2 separate regions of the Homo sapiens genome follow, and region 1 is linked to region 2. Evidence: chromatin loops called from intact Hi-C (ENCODE). Cell type or tissue: natural killer cell. All regions are shown on one strand. Each heading gives the region's core, and the rest is flanking DNA. Links, peaks and the distances in the headings are about the cores only.

What was found. Hi-C counts contacts between places; a loop is a spot of excess contacts. Peaks named below come from ENCODE experiments on the same cell type or tissue, not always from the same donor. Only the 100,000 strongest peaks of a DNase experiment are listed, where the experiment ranks them.
Region 1: it touches region 2 in a loop (2.1-fold over the local background); 2 of 110 quality-filtered maps call a loop at or near these places.

The regions. Positions count from the first base shown.
Region 1 is chr12:96,470,894-96,476,283 of GRCh38, forward strand. No RefSeq gene overlaps it. Among named protein-coding and RNA genes, the nearest start is that of CFAP54, 16 kb to the right of the region's middle. In natural killer cell, for the core only: no CTCF peak of the experiment used is centred there; a DNase peak (open chromatin) is centred at 2,698; H3K27ac peaks cover 2,361 bases.
Region 2 is chr12:96,340,573-96,345,962 of GRCh38, forward strand. All of the region lies in intron 1 of CDK17 (cyclin dependent kinase 17), which reads right to left. Among named protein-coding and RNA genes, the nearest start is that of CDK17, 57 kb to the right of the region's middle. In natural killer cell, for the core only: no CTCF peak of the experiment used is centred there; a DNase peak (open chromatin) is centred at 3,199.

The sequences.
Region 1 (5,390 bases), core at 196-5,195, 130 kb after region 2:
CAAAAAGAAAACTCACTGCCATCTTGTTGCTTGGGTCCCTCCTTTCAGAGTCTGCTTTTTGTTGTTTTTTTTTTTGTTTTTTTTTTTGAGTTGGAGTCTCACTCTATTGCCCAGGCTGGAGTGCAATGGTGAGATCTTGGCTCACTGCAACCTCCACCTCCCAGGTGCAAGTAATTCTCCTGCCTCAGCCTCCCAAGTAGCTGGGATTACGGGCACCTGCCACCAAGCTTGGCTAATTTTTGTATTTTTAGTAGAGATGGGGTTTCACCATATTGACCAGGCTGGTCTCTTGGCCAGGGTAGTCTTGAACTCATGACGTCGTGATCCTCCTGCCTTGGCCTCCCAAAATGCTGGGATTACAGGTGTGAGCCACCGTGCCTGGCCCCTTTTTTACACATACTGTCCAAGATGTTTATCTGTACTTTGTTGGAAGAATAGGGAAAAGTATATCCACTCCATCTTTCTGGAGGCAAAATTCCACAATAAATTATTTTAAATAGCAAGAATAGGAATTTAATGTGAGTAATTAGTTATATGGGAGGACTGCAAAGCCAAATAGAGGACAATGAGGCATCCTAGACATTAATAACAGCAGGAAGGCATGCCAGAGGGACAAAGGGAGGCCAGGAGTTGCTCATCCAAACCATGATCACAGAGAGCCTGGCCAGTGGGAACTGGAGTCATACAGGGATCAGGCTGTTAGAGCTGCTGCCCTAAGCTATTGAGGACATAGAGACAAACACTCTGGCTTCTCTCTTTCTTTCACTCTCAAATTTTTTACCGGTGCCTCTTATTGACCAAATCAAACTAGAACCCGATTGGGAAGGGCATGAGAGATGAAGTTCCCTGTGACACAGAGCAGAGAAGGGGTAGGGAAGGAATGGATTTGGAAGCAAACAGGCAAATGTCTAGCACTCCCCATTTCACTGATGAGTCAACTGAAGCATAGCCAGTTAAGTTACTTGGTCAGAGTTCCACAGCAAGCAATGTTGTGGTGTCAGATTTGAACTTAATCATTTGGTCCAGGGCCCATAGTCCACATCCTTGCACTTCAGGACACAGTGAGTCCCTGAGGACATAAAATTTTTGGAATTTCTGGGTTTGAAGAATTTAGTGTCAATTTTTATTTATCCTTTAGCAATGCAAGAAACATGGATTATTGGTTAAAATCCAGAAGTTTGATATGTTAGCTTGAAAATATTCTGGATCATGAGGGGAATTCTGAAGTCATTAAGAGTTGTGTCAAATATGATATTGACCCACATACTTTTAAAAAATGTTGTTATTTATTCAGTGCATATTCTGCGTCAGACACCATTTTAGGCACTTCAATAGTTTTATTAATTTAACTCTCATAACAACTCTATGAGGTAGTTACTGTCCTTATTATCCCCGGTTTACAGATGGGAAAACTGATGCACGGAGAGGTTCAATGAATTTTCCAGGTTACACAACCAAGGCCGCTAAATCAGACACTCTGGCCCTGGAGCCCACATCCCTAACCACTCTTTTATATGCCCTGTGACTGTTCCCACAGTGACCTTGGCAGTGAATTTAGTGACAGCAGAGAACAACCACAATGAGGGAACAAATAAGCAGCAGCTGTCAATCTAAACAGCACAAGGTAAACATGTCTGTTTATTTACTACGTGAATTTAACAGATCTTGGTGTCTCTTGTTTTTTGTTTTAAATCCTGAGTAATAACTATGTGAAACAGATGTTTCAGCAACACTTAAAACTAATCATGTGGGCGTGGTGGCTCATGCCTGTAGCACTTTGGGAGGCCGAAGCCAGTGGGTCACCTGAGGTCAGGAGTTCGGGACCAGCCTGGCCAACATGATGAAACCCCGTCTCCACTAAAAATACAAAACTTAGCTGGGCATGGTGGCAGGTGCCTGTAATCCCAGCTACTCAAGAGGCTGAGGCAGGAGAATCGCTTGAACCCAGGAGGCAGAGGTTGCAGTGAGCCGAGATCGTGCCACTGCACTCCAGCCTGAGTGACAAGAGCAAGACACTGTCTCAAAAAAAAGAAGAAAAAAAAATACATTGTAGGGGCTGGGCGCGGTGGCTTATGCCTGTAATACCAGTACTTTGGGAGGCTGAGGTGGGCACATCACTTAAGGTAAGGAGTTTGAGACCAGCCTGGACAATATGGTGAAACTGTGTCTCTGCTAAAAAAAATACAAAATTAGCCGCATGTGGTGGTGTGCACCTGTATTCAGCCACTCGAGAGTCTGAGGCAGGAGAATTGCTTGAACCCAGGAGATGGAGGTTGCCCTGAGCTGAGATGGTGCCACTGCATTCCAGCCTGGGTGACAGAACCAGACTCCATCTCAAAAAAAAAAAAAAAAATAATGCCAATTTGGGAAAAACAAACAGCTTTCTTTGACTGCTGAAAAAAGAGAAGTCTTGGCAAAGAGTACTCCAATGATAATGAAAGTTGAACAGATAAATAATACCTGCATCTTCCTTCAAGGTCATTTCATAAAGTGCAATAAAAGTCAAAGTTCACATAATAAGAGAAAATTCAAAGAACTCCCTGCATAGCAAAACTGAAAAGTAACCTCTTCTGATGATGCCATGAAAAAAGCAGAAACAAGAAGTGATAATGAACTGGGGAAAGAGTGAGGGAGAATGTTCTGAGGCTACCAGGCTGAGATTGGCTGATAGGCTGAGCCCCCAGAATCAAGCTGAACATAGGAAGGTGTGAGCGTTGTGGGGTGGTGGTGCTAGTGGTGGTATGGGTAGCGTGGGTGAGGTGTCATCACAGATGAACTACATAGTTGTCTTCAAACTTTTTGTTTACTTTGCCCCATAAAAATATTCCCCAAATTCTGTATTTTATTGCATATTTTAAAATAAGTGTATAGCATATTATAAATATTATATTGTCAATACATCTTACAACGTGTAAGGAGGCTGTAATGTGCCTTGCTTAAATAAATTGTTTAATTGTTCCATCAATGACTCATAGTAAGATTCCAGATGCCTTTGTTTTGTTAGGAGATTAGAGCAATGGTGGAAGGGAAGGAGAGAAGAGAACTTTGAGTGCAAGTGCCTTCGAAGGTAAATAAATATGCAGAGAATACAAAAGTCAAGGATCTGGAAATGGACTCTCCTGAAATCAGACATGCCCATACATTTGGAAAGTCTTGGTGTATTCCAGGGCTAGAAGGACCCTAGGTTGAAAACCAGTGTCTAGATCATTAGGGAGGGCTTTCTGTATGGAGATACAAAATTAAAGGCAATGGAGACCTATGAAAGGATGTCAAACTGGTTGAGTTTGCGTGATTTGATTTGCATTTTAAAAAGATCATTCTGGCCACTTTGAAGAATGGGTTGGAGAGAGGCCAGACTGGAGGCAGAAAAAGTGATTAGGAGGTTTTTGCAGAAACCTCACTGAAGGCCAGACATGGTGGCACGTGCCAGTGGTCCCAGCTACTGGGAAGGCTGAGGTGAGAGAATTGCTTTAACCCGGGAGATTGAGGCTTCAGTGATCTGTGATCATGCCACTGCACTATGCCGCGGGTGCAGAACAAGACCCTGTCTCAAAATCAAAACCAAAACCAACCAAAACAAAACCAAAAACACAAAACCCTCCCAAAAACCTTTTGAAAGAGGATGAAGGCCTAAGTTAAGGCTGGGACAGTGGAGATGAAGAGGAAAAGACAGCCTAGAGTAGCAATGTTCAATAGAAATACAATGCAAGCCGAAAATGAGAGCCATGTGTGTAATTTAAAATTGTCTAGTAGCCACCTAAAAAAGGTAAAAAGAAGTAGTCTTCATTTTAATAATTTATTTATTTAATCAAATATGCTCAAAATATTGTCATTTAAAAATATCATCAATATGGCCAGGCGCAGTGGCTCATGCCTGTAATCTTAGCACTTTGGGAGGCCGAGGCAGGTGGATCACCTGAAGGTTGGGAGTTCAAGACCAACCTGACCAACATGGAGAAACACCCCTCTCTATTAAAAATACAAAAAAATTTAGCTGGGCGTGGTGGCACATGCCTGTAATCCCAGCTAATTGGGAGGCTGAGTCAGGAGAATCGCTTGAACCCGGGAGGCAGAGGTTGCAGTGAGCCGAGATCATGCCATTGTACTCCAGCCTGGGCAACAAGAGCGAAACTCCATCTCAAAAAAAAAAAAAAAAAAAAAAATATATATATATATATATATATATATATATATATATATATATGTCATCAATATAAAATTTTATGAAGATATACATGTCGTTTTTATACAAAGTCTTTAAAATCGGTTGTGTATTTTACACTTATAGCACATCTAAATGTGGGTAAGCCACATTTCAAGTGCTCATTAGTCACAGGTAGCTAGTGACTGTTGAATTGGACAAGTACGGGTCTAGAGACTGGGACTGGAAATGGAATAAGAGGATTCAAAGATACCATTGTTCTTGCTTGGGTAACTGAATGGTGGTATCCAGTGAAGGGCCAAGGGGGTGAGTTGAGGGAACATTGGCCACTTCATAATTTCCATCAGCTCTATCAAGCCAACTTAAATGATCATACGATCTAAATGAAAACAATGTGTTTGCTTATAAGGCCAAGGCGGGCGGATCACGAGGTCAGGAGTTCAAGACCAGCCTGGCCAACATAGTGAAACCCCATCTCTACTAAAAAAAATACAAAAAATTAGTGGGGAGTGGTGGCAGGTGCCTGTAATCCCAGCTACTCAGGAGGGTGAGGCAGGAGAATCGCTTGAACCTGGGAGGCGGAGGTTGCAATGAGTGGAGATCGCGCCACTGCACTCCAGCCTGGGCAACAGTGCAAGACTTTGTCTTAAAAACAAACAAACAAAAAAACAAGATGCAGCTTCAAAACTAGTTTCCTAGCTCTTCCTTCTAACCTAATTGCCACAGCCCTCTTCTAGCAAGACATTAATTGCTTTTAACCCTCTTCTAGTATGAAAATTCTGGAGCCTCCACTAATGGCATCTGTTACTTGCTGAGAGACCGAGAAAGAAGGAGAGAGGAGTAAGTTGGGAAAAAGATATTTGTTACTTTGAATGATGTTAAATTTAAGATACTCTGGTAGATGGTATTATTGTTCAAAATAGTAGGTGCTTCTCCCTGTGGGGGATTATACTGCTCAGCCCCACTGAGAGCAGCCTTGAACATTTGAGTTGATTTAGAAAATGAAATGTGAGTGCAAGTGCTGGGTGCCACTTTGGAGACAAAGCTTTAAGATGCCCTGAATTGTTCCTCTATCATTTTCTCCCCTCTGCCCTGAGACTGGCAATGTCCCAGATATGGCTTGGTCCTTCAGCCTGGGACCCACATTATTCAGGAATGTGAGCAAGGGATAAAACTTTGTTTTTGCAAGCCATGGGGATATGGGATTGTTTGTTACTGTAGCATAATT
Region 2 (5,390 bases), core at 265-5,264:
CTGACATTTCTAATTATCTTTAAGTAGAACTGTGCATATCAACTTTTTTCGTTAGCTGAGAACAAAGGCACATATGCTAAACTAAAAACACCTTTTGTGACATAAAAACTACTACTTACACTGGCTTTAAGGTTAATCTTTAATATTTACTATAATAGGGCAGTGCTAAATTACTGATTATCTAAAATTGGAACACTCAAGAGTTTGGTTAAAATATTTTATCAGTTTAATAAAAATTTTTGAGATTATGAAGATCTTTACACTATCATTTCTTTTTTTAACTTTTATGCTCAGGAGTACATGAACATGTTTGTTATAGAGGTAAACTGCATATATGGGGGTTTGCTGTGCAGATTATTCTGTCACCAAAGTAGTACGTATAGTACCCAATAGGTAGTTTTTTTATCCTCTCCCTCCTCCAATCTTCACCCTCAAGTAGGCCCCGGTGTCTGTTGATCCCCTCTTTGTGTCCATGCGTTCTCATTGCTTAGCTCCCACTTATGAGTGAGAACATGTAGTATTTGGTTTTCTGTTCCTACATTAGTTTGCTTAGAATAAATGGATGAATCTGGAGGCCATCATCCTACGCTATTGTTTCTATGAATATTAAGATAGATTAAACAGTGTGACTTAATGGTAAATGACTAAATATTCACATTTCAGTGTAAATGTCATTCTTCAGAGGGCCCTTTTCTGACTCTATTCCTCTATCCTTAGTTTTTACTCATAGCACTTATCATATACATACACACACACACACACACACACACACGTCTCATATATGTACGTGTGTGTACTGCAAAACTAATGTTTTTCTAGATGTCAAAAACACTTCTAGCTTTTTGTAATACTTAGATCAAATTTAAAACGGTAAAAGGGCAGTAAAGGGTTACAGAATGACAGCATATAACTCTCCATTTAAAGACAGTTGAAAATGTTCAAAAATCAGTTATCAACAATAAGTACATAAAAGGAACATGCAAATATAATGAATTATCTTACTTCGCCTTGGGCTAAACTTGTTCTTGGATTATCTGCTATACAATTAAGGAAAGGTAAGAATTCTATTTACTTAAGGAATATAGATAATGATTCTAGAATGCCAACTCAGTTTGGGCCTTAGGAATAGAAAAATATGCATACCATACACTGTTTTAAAAGAAGATAACAGCTAAAAATACTCCCAAACTAGATGTTCTAGTATGAGTCTTTACTTGTAAAAATGGTGTTATAGTGTGGTTTTCTCAGCACTTGCAGTAAGAAACTCTTTGCATACAATTTCACCTTATAGTCAAGCTACTCTAATATAAAAGGACTTATTAGAGTGGCAATCCACTGTTTATGTTTTTGAAATATTCTTAAAACAATTTTTTGTTAATAATTGCAAAATATTAAAGAAAAGGCTAAATATTGTTTTTAAATGACTAAATGACTTTCCTTTAGGTAAATAAGCAAAACATACACGTAGAACAAATCAAGTATTGTGAAGAATAAAATCTAGGATTTATTGGGAAACTAAGATTATTCCACGTAATGTTGCTTTTGTCAGTCTTTCTGAAATATCAAACAGAGATAAAGACAGATTTATTTCTTCATAACATTTTCAGCAACGATGACTATAAATAAAAACTACTGTAAAAAAAGTGAACTCATTAAGTGGCATGTAAGCAAATATTCTGTTATTTTCCCCACAATAATTAAGCCATGACAAATACCCAACACACTCTAGGACATGTAAGCTAATCATACAGAATGAGGAATAACCAGTGTTTAAAACTTAAACTTTTTTCATTAGAGACAATGTTGTTATTTGCATAAAACACAAAGTAAAATACAAAAATTAGCCAGGCGTGGTGGTGTGCACCTGTAATCCCAGCTACTTGGGAGGCTGAGGCAGAAGAATCGCTTGAACCTGGGAGGTGGAGGTTGCAATGAGCTAAGATCATGCCACTGCACTCCAGCCCAGGTGACAGAGCAAGATGCCATGTCAAACAAACAAACAAACAAACAAAACCATGAAGTGATTGTACAAAACACTGACAGAGCACTGAATTAAAATTTCAATCATGCTATAGGTTTTTTATACAAACACTTAAAATTTTTAATCCTTGGCCAAGTGTGGTGGCTCACGACTGTAATCTCAGCAATTTGGGAGGCCAAGGCAGGCGGATCACCTGAGGTTGGGAGTTCAAGACCGCCTGATCAACATGGAGAAACCCCGTCTCTACTAAAAATATAAAATTAGCTGGGTGTGGTGGTGCATGCTGTAATCCCAGCTACTCGGGAGGCTGCCGCAGGAGAATCGCTTGAACCCAGGAGGCAGAGACTGCAGTGAGCCAAGATTGTGCCATTGCACTCCAGCCTGGGCCAACAAGAGAGAAACTCTGTCTTAAAAAAAAAAATTAATCCTTGATGTGTTCAAATCTGAGGCTGATTCTTTTCTTTTGATAGTATGAATAGTGAAACACACAAACTAGAAAAAAAGAAATGTACCAAAGATTTTCCTCCATTCAAAAATACCATAAGAAAGACAATATTAGTTTATTATGACACTTGAGGTGTAAAATGTCAGAGAAGAATGCTCTAGAGCTTGGTTCTTGTACCAAAAACAACCAGTAAACTGGAAAAACAACAAGAATCAACTATCTTCCAAGTATGGAACCTAATTAGACACTAAAAACAACCAGGAAAGTGCTTCATGCAGAGGCTGCTGATCTTGACTCACATGGGCAAACCAGTAGCTACCATTCCCCATTTCTCAGCTTTGCCACAACAGTAAGGAATAGCAGCCCCCATCTCTGGAGCGACTTATTAGTGCCATAGCAGGCAGTGGGAGAATTTTGTCCTCCAAAAATTCAAGTTTGAATATTTTGGTCAGTTTGGCAGATCACTGAGAGACAGGCACAGAGGCAGATGCTTGCCTTTATTTAGGCCCTCTGGGGCTACCGGGCAGGGGAGGCGCACCTGCATCTACTGGAAGATCTAATAAGACAGCACCTTCTTCTTTAAACCAGATATTGTTATATCATTGTCAGGTCACTGACTTACTACAGAGATAATGTAATAGAAACTTCAGTGACTATACACACAAGAAATACACAGTTTGCAAAAATGGTTTTGGAAAGTCACAAAGGGATGACAACAGCCTTCAACTAGCCAAGAAAGGCCTGATGAGTGGGAGAATCTGATAACCACAGTTACCACATTGTACTACAGTGGCTAGGTCTCAACAAATAACCACAAAGCACACAAACAGGAAAGCATGGCCCATTAAGAAAAAAAGCATTTGACAGAAACCTGAAGCAGCACAGAATTTGGAATTGCTAGTCAAAAATGTTAAATCAACTGTCCTAAATATACTCAAAGAGCTGAAGGAAATCAGGAAAACAATGTATGAGCAAAACAAGAATATCAGTAAAGAGACTGAAATTATAAAATGGAATCAAACAAAAATTCCAAAGCTAAAAATTACAATAACTACAATTTAAAAATTCACTAGAGTGGTTCAACAGATTTGAACAGGCAGAAAAAATGATTAGCAAATTTGAAGACAAGGCAATTAAAATTATCCAGTCTTAGGGATACAAAGAAAAAAGAATGAAGAAAAATGAATAGAGCCTGATGAACCTACCGGACAGGGACACTATCAAGTGTACCCACCTACACAGCATAGGAGCCCCCAAAGATAAAAGAAAGGGGGAAATATTTGAAGAAATAACGGTGAAAAGCTTCTCAAAGCTGATGAAAGACATGAATACATACATCCAAAAATTTCAAATAAATCCAAGAATAAATTCAAAGGAGATACAATATTCAGACACATTATATCCAAAGTGTAGAAACCCAAAGACAAATAAAGTATCTTGAAAGCAGCAAGAGAAAAGCAACTAGACATATACATGGGCTCTTCAGTAAGATTAACAGCTGATGTGTCATCATAAACTGTGATGACCAGGCAGCAATAGGAACGGCATATTTTAAATCCAGAGAGAAAACAAAAAGTCAACCAAGAATTTTATATTCAGCAAAACTATCCTTTAAGAATGAAGGAGAAATTTCCAGATAAAAGCCAAGGAAGTATGTTACCAGTAGACCTACTCTACAAGAAAGATAAAGGGAAACCTTCAGGCTATAATGAAAGGACGTAAGACATAACACTGGTAAAGGTAATTACACAGGTAATTATAAAAGAGAGTATTAACGCACTTTTGGTTTTTAACTTTTTGCTTTTCTTGTTTTTTTAATTATTTTATTGTTGTTGTTTTTGAAGTTCTGGGGTATATGTGCAAGATGAGCAGGCTTGTTACATAGGTAAACATGTGCCATGGTGGTGTGCTGCACTTAACCCATCACCTAGGTATTAAGGCCAACATGCATTAGCTCTTTTCCCTAATGCTCTCCCTACCCCTGCCCTCCTCCGACAGGCCTCAGTTAAGTGTTGTTTCCCTCCCTGTTTCCATATGTTCTCACTGTTCACCTCCCACTTATAAGTCAGAACATGAGGTGTTTGGTTTTCTGTTTCTGTGTTAGTTTGCTGAGCATAATGGTTTCCAGCCTTAACCATGTCCCTGCAAAGGACATGATCTCATTCCTTTTTGTGGCTGAATAGTATTCCATGGTGTCCATGTACCACATCTTCTTTATCCAGTCTATCAATGATGGGCATTTGGGTTGATTCCATGTCTTTGCTGTTGTGAATAGTGCTGCAATGAACATACACATGCATGTATCTTTGTAACAGAATGATTTATATTCCTTTGGGTATATACCCAGTAATGGGATTGCTGGTCAAATGGTATTTCTGGTTCTAAATCTTTGAGGAATCGCCACACTGTCTTCCACAATGGTTGAACTAATTTACATTCCCACCAACAGTGTAAAAGCATCCCTATTTCTCCGCAACCTTGCCAGTATCTGTTGTTTCTTGACATTTTAGTAATCGCCATTCGACTGGTGTGAGATGTTATCTCATTGTGATTTTGATTTGCATTTATCTTAAAAGGTAAAAAAAATTATAAATCTGCTGCTGGGCACATAAAATATAAAAAGGTAATCTGTGACAATAACAATATAAAAGGGAAGAGACAGAGATATACAGGAGCAGACTATTTATATACTACTAAGTTGGTATTATTCAAATGAGGTTACTATCATTTTAAGATGTTAACTATAATCCTCAAGGTAACCACTAAAAAACTAACTATAAAATATTACAGAAAAGAAAAAAAACAAAGGAATTAGAATGGTATGCTATTTTAAAAATTAGCAAAGTGCAATAAAAGGGCAAAAATAAAAAAATTAAGGAGTTAGAAACAAATAAGACATACAGAAAACAATAGCTAACTAGAAAAATTAGTTCTTCCTTATCAGTATTTTAAATGTAAATGAAT